Linked DNA regions of Homo sapiens: region 2 is linked to region 1. Evidence: read pairs that join two places in POLR2A ChIA-PET (ENCODE). Cell type or tissue: HepG2. All regions are shown on one strand. Links, peaks and the distances in the headings refer to the core of each region. The heading gives the core; the rest is flanking DNA.

Region 1 (2,910 bases), core at 233-2,732:
ACAATGTGCACATCCCTGCCTGACAGGCCCATGGCCAGGGTTCTCAGCAACATCTGTTCTGCTGTGGGTCCTGTGGTTCAATAAGAATTGGGGTGAAGGGTGTGTGCAGGGTACCCGGAAGTGGTTCCATTATGGGCATACATGTTATCAGAGGTAACTCCATAATTATTTACACAATATCTCTGACAATCCATATAGTGCTACTGAGGCAGCTGTAAGCTACCCATGCTCCTCCTGGATCTAGGAATACAGAAAGGATTGGGTTTTCTGGTGTCTGCAAAGTGCATGAACATGCGTGGCCTAATTAAGTTCCATTTGGGAGGAATACACATCAACGGGGCCTTTCTCTTTAAGAATTGTTTCAAGACTACAGTCCTTTTGTTTAAGAATGGCTTTGTTTGCCTTTTATTTGGAGTTCAAAAGCTATTAGCCATTTGAGTTCCTGCCTCTTCCCTGGGCACTCAGATGCAGACTGCAGATGGCCAAACAAAGACCGGTTCTTGTGCCCCTGTGCCCCAGGCCGGATTTTCCCGGGCCCTTCCTCTAATATAGCATCTTACACTAACATTTGCTTTTTCAAAGCCATCTTTTCCGAACAAAGGCTTCTTTCTATAGATGACTCCTAATAAGACTCCCCTGCCCCCAAAGTTATTTGCTTCTAGCCTTTTACAGAAACATATCCCAAAGTTCTCAATTCAGCAAGAGGCAGGCAGCCTGGACCAGAGATTTTCCACCATTCTCAGCCCTGACTGGTCGAATCAGGTTCTTTGTTTCAGATTCAAAGTTATTTCTGTGTAAAACAAAGAGGCTGAGTTAGATGATCCCCAAGTTCCTTTTTTCCGCTCTAAAATGCTAACGTGAGGTATGGGAATGCAGAATAACTGCTATGCCTAGCTCCCAGCATTCCCAGGGAGGAGCAGAAGTGCCTACTCAACATTCAGATTCCTAGGCCCCTGCCCAGACCAACTGGATTAGAATCTTGGGAGGTACAGTCTGGGAATTTATATTTATAGCAAGCTCCCCTAGGTGTTTCAGACATACAGATTTAGAAGCAACTGGATGGCATTTGTTTAGAGCAGCATGTTTCTGCTTGCAAGAATAAGCAGTCCATTTAGAACAGCAAGAGAACACCTGCTTATGCTGCTGGTTAAACAGGCTCTGTCTTTTCTTTAGGAGACAGGTGTGTGGTGTTTGGCTCAGGAAGAAAACATAGCAAACAGCTATGGAAACAATGATCTCTTACTCAAGCAAATGTTTGCCTTCCCTTCCCCCCCACTTTTATCCCAACTTCAACCTCGGTGGTGAGCAAATACAAGTTTAGACGGTGCAAAGGCACTAAAATGATGGCAATAGAAAAAGCAGTGGCCCCTCTTTGTTTTGACAACTCCATCCTTTTTGCCAATCTCCCTGAAGGAGATTGAACTTCTCTGTTATTTAGTCTTATTTTATTTGGGGACTGGAAGATGGTCTTCCTAGTCATTTACCTAGCTTTTTACCCATGAGTACACACATCAAAACTTTATCAGGAAAGTAATAGGTGTCATTTGTCCCTGTTTTGAGGACTGATAGAGGCTGGGTGATCATCCTACCATAAGATATTGAAGGAAGACAATCTCTGCTTCATTTTCCTGAAACCATTTCCAGCTGCAGTCCTGCTGGCTTTTACCTGCTTAGATTAATGAATGCAATCTCAGGTTGCTGGCACTCTTTTTTGTAGAGGAAATATAAATAATGTGAGGGTTCGCCTACAACCTGGCCCTGTGATGAAACAATAAGTGGTCAGTGCTGGGAGGCTGTGCAAAGAAAGCATTGTACTGCTTTCTTCTTTAAAATTGTCCCAACATCCACTAACTCATTCAGGAGGACTCTGGTGTTCACAGTAGATCACCCTGAGACCTCAGGGTGGGTCATATTCTATCCTATAACTCAGGTGTTATTCTGAGGTCATTGTTTTGAGACAGGAATAATATAGGTTGGTCACAAGAGAATAAAACATTTCAGGCAGGAGTTTCACATGACTACAGCCCATGGGCTGATAAGACCCTGAAAAACCAGGGTGTGGACCAAGCTGGATGAGAATGACTGGAACCAACATGGCACTGGATTTGACCTAGGTTTCTCCTAGGACCTCATTATGTGCTCATTAACATACTAACCACACACCCACCAGCACCATGATGGTTCTGAGAACACCCATATTTGATGTAAAAAATGGATGGCACCACAGTTCCAAGAAATCTTCACCTTTTTCCAAGAACTCTTCACCTTTTTCCAAGAACTTTCATGAATATTCCACCCCTTGATTAAAGAAATCCATAAAGGTAGCAGCCCCAAACTCCATCTACTTAACTCTGAAGTACACCCACACCTCCCTTTTTAGAGTTTGTACTTTTCCCTTTGTGATAAATCTCCATACTTGCACTATTTTCTGACTCATACTTGAATTCCTTCTCGTGAGGATGTCAAGAGCCTGGGCACCGGCTGGGGTCAAGGTCTCACCGGTGTTCAGGGATCTCCCCCAGCCCACTGGTATCTGTATCTCCCAGGGAACAACTGAGCAATGATTCTCAGTGTATCTTCCCTGATGTGTGGGGGCATGAATGCTGCCTTGTGTGGTGTGACTGTTTGACTGGCTTCCTAGCCATGTTTAGCTGTTGGTTTTGCTTTGTTTTGTTTTATTTTATGTTTGTCCTCATGAGGAATGCTAAGAATGATGAGTGAACAGAAAGCAATTTAGTATCTAGATTAGAAGAGCTCAATGACATGAAAAGCTCCTATAAAGCTTCTCAAAAGGAGTCTTACGGTTTTTTTTTTTTTTTTTTTTTTTTGAATGTGAGCTTGGAATATATTTTGGCTTTGTCTTTTTGTCTTAATGAAATCCTCTCTTCCATATTGCTTTTTATGACAAAA
Region 2 (2,910 bases), core at 257-2,756, 300 kb before region 1:
CGAAGCACCCTACTGTTGGGGTGCTTGTCTCTGTTTCAGTTGTCCCTCTTAAGGTAACTGAAAACAACCACGGATTTGCTGGAAGTTGGGAGTCGCCCAGAACCACATCCTGTTTGGCTCTGGCACTGATTCAATCATGCCAATGTCACCCGGACAAAAGAACTTTCTACACAGGCTTAAGAAAGAGACGCGGCACCTGCAGCAGGAAAGGAGCCCAGCCGGAGAGTTCACCGCACCAGTCAGCGAGCACAGAGTGCTGGACGGATGACCAGTGGGGCCTTGGGGCAGTGTGGGGCGCAGGAAAAGAGTACCTGGTCCCGCAGTGACTGCAGTGAGGAGGACCCTGCATTTTTACCCACCCTCCTCACCTGGCACCACTGCTGTACAGGCTGTCAGGTACTTGTTGAATGAATGAATGAATGGATGAATTAATGAATGAAGCTCTTCTCCAGGTGCAGTGAGGAAATGCCAAAATAGAAACAGACTGCCAGCATGGTGGCTCACGCCTGTAATCCCAGCACTTTGGGAGGCTGAGGCAGGCGGATCACCTGAGGTCGGGAGTTCGATTCCAGCCTGGCCAACATGGTGAAACCCCTTCTCTACTAAAAAATACAAAAATTAGCCGGCATGGTGGCGCATGCCTGTAATCCCAGCTACTCGGGAGGCTGAGGCAGGAGAATTGCTTAAACCCAGGAGGCAGAGGTTGCAGTGAGCAGAGATGGCGCCACTGCACTCCAGCCTGGCCAACAAGAGCCAAACTCTGTCTCAAAAAAAGTAAAAAATAAAATAAAATAGAAACAGACCATCCAAGTGGGACAGACTGGCCACTAGCAGCTGCAGGACACAACCTCGGTGACACCCTTCTTGCTTAAGACTAGAAACTCAAGTGCAGGGTCTCAGGGTCTGCGTGTGTGTGCACGCATGTGTGTGTGTGCCCATGTGTGTGCATATGCGTGTGCGTGTCTTTCCCAGCGCAGGGCTCACTCTGTGCACTAACTGCATAAGCAAAAAAAAATCATCTACGGAGCAGGTGCCTCGGTGTGGCTGTGAATATTCATACTTGAACCAGCCCTCTTTGGGGGAGAGACACTCTCATCCTGTTTTCCATCCACTCACCCCTAAGTCGCTAATGGGATTAGTGGGGGCTGGCACCACGGCCACAGGTCCAACACCTGCCAGTCGCCCCAGAGCTGGGTGCTCTGGGCTCTGAGTTTCAGAGCAGTTTAATAATGCACCATTGTCCCTGCAGCTCTGCTCCGGTTCTCAAGTTCACTCGGCAAAAAGCTGATCTGCCTCCGTGTTTAGAAGCTCCTCACTGGCCAGGAGGGTGGCTCACCTCTACACGTCTGGGCTGGAGAGAACAAAGGATGTGCTGTTGGGAAAAGAGATGGGCCTCGGCCCAACTGGGAGGCCTGGGCCCAGCTGCCATGGCGCACCAAGCGAGGGTCTGTAGGAAAGGGAAGTTCCCGGCCAGGAAATGGGGACCCTGAGCTTCTCCCCGGCAGGAGGTGCCCAGTGTCACCTGCCTGAAGCAGACACGGGTGCAGAGGGTCAGGCCTGGAACCCCAGCCTCCAACCAGCCTTCCTAACCACTCTTACCTATTTTCTTAAATAAGCTTTTTCTTTTAGGATAGATTTAAATTCATAGAAAAGTCGTGGAGATAATACAGAGAATTCCCACAGGCCTCCCGCCACCCGGCTTCCCTGTGAGTGTCTTACAGGAGGACGGCACCTTTGTCACAATGGATGTCGGTGCACTATCATCAAACAATAAAGCCTGTCCTTCATCCGGGTCTCCTATGTTTGTCCCTGAGGTCCTTTTTTTCTGTTCCAGGATCCCATCCAGATCACCACATGACATTAGGTGTCGTGTCTCTTTAAGCTCCTCTTGGCTAGGGCATCTCCCCAGACATTGTGTGTTTTGGGTGACCTTGACAGTAGAGGAGGCCTGGTTAGGTATTCTGTAAGACGCCCCTCGGCTGGGGGTTTTTCTCCCAGTTAGACTGGGTTGTGTGTTACTGAGAGGAAGACCAGAGGCAGGTGTCCTTCTTGCCACACAATGCCATCAGCGTGACTTATCCCTGCCATGGTGACCTTGGTCACCTGCCCAGCCCCTCTTAACCCCTTCCGCAGGCCCCTGCTTGCTCTGCTCAGAGATGCCCCTATGTCCGCTACCAGAGGCGGGTAAACATCGGCTTCTGTATTTATCATGAAACAAGAAGCCCCGGGCCGAGAGACGGTAGCCCTGCTTAACTGCAGGCAGCCACCCACAAAATGCAAGAGAGACCTTAACCTGGTACACACCGGCCCTGTCACCCCCTAAGGATCTAACTTAACTACTCAGAACTATCAGTTGACTATAAGGTCAACACAAGTTTAAAATCTAAGTGACTGAATGAATAAATAAATAAAGGTGACAGCCTGGCCTGCATTTATAAAAAGGCAATTTTTAGGAGAAGGGCCCAGATACCACCTGTCCTGCCCAAGCCCTTCAAACCTGGCCAGGTGGGCTGCTGCTGGGGTAACCCGGGCCACCCCGCAGGAGCCGCTCTTCATGGGTAGATGGGGAATCCGCAGGAGTCCTCCACAGGGGTCACTAGATGAAAGCCAGGGCCCCTGTCCCTAGAAGATACAACCACACACATCATCCCTGGTGCCAAACTCGGCACAGACTCCCGTGTTCTGGGGTCCTCGTTCAATTTGGAGAGCTCAGTTTCTATGGGGCTGACGAGACAGGAAACTGAGGCTGGAGAAAAGAAATAGCTTCTTTTAGGCAGAGAAGTGGGGAAGCCACTAGAGGTTAGAGAGAAGCTAAGGTTGAATGTTCCTGGTCAAACTACTTTTATTTATTTTTTATTTTTTTTGAGAGAGGGTCTTGCTCTGTTGCCCAGGCTGGAGTACAATGGCATG

What was found. ChIA-PET counts read pairs that join two places held together with the same protein. Peaks named below come from ENCODE experiments on the same cell type or tissue, not always from the same donor. Only the 100,000 strongest peaks of a DNase experiment are listed, where the experiment ranks them.
Region 2: POLR2A ChIA-PET joins it to region 1 with 12 read pairs; 5 of 35 experiments call an interaction of 5 or more read pairs at or near these places.

What each region holds. Positions count from the first base shown.
Region 1 is chr2:234,674,656-234,677,565 of GRCh38, reverse strand. No RefSeq gene overlaps it. Among named protein-coding and RNA genes, the nearest start is that of LINC01173, 6.6 kb to the left of the region's middle. In HepG2, for the core only: no CTCF peak of the experiment used is centred there; DNase peaks (open chromatin) are centred at 575, 1,265 and 2,545; H3K4me3 peaks cover 577 bases.
Region 2 is chr2:234,975,830-234,978,739 of GRCh38, reverse strand. The region is part of intron 1 of SH3BP4 (SH3 domain binding protein 4); the gene reads right to left. It overlaps LOC105373939 (a long non-coding RNA gene), which reads left to right. Exons shown (of 3, transcript XR_924008.1): 1 at 1-53; 2 at 175-396; 3 at 1,250-1,800. Among named protein-coding and RNA genes, the nearest start is that of SH3BP4, 25 kb to the right of the region's middle. RefSeq lists enhancers at 1,262-1,814, 2,900-2,910. In HepG2, for the core only: no CTCF peak of the experiment used is centred there; DNase peaks (open chromatin) are centred at 1,319 and 1,979; H3K4me3 peaks cover 2,200 bases.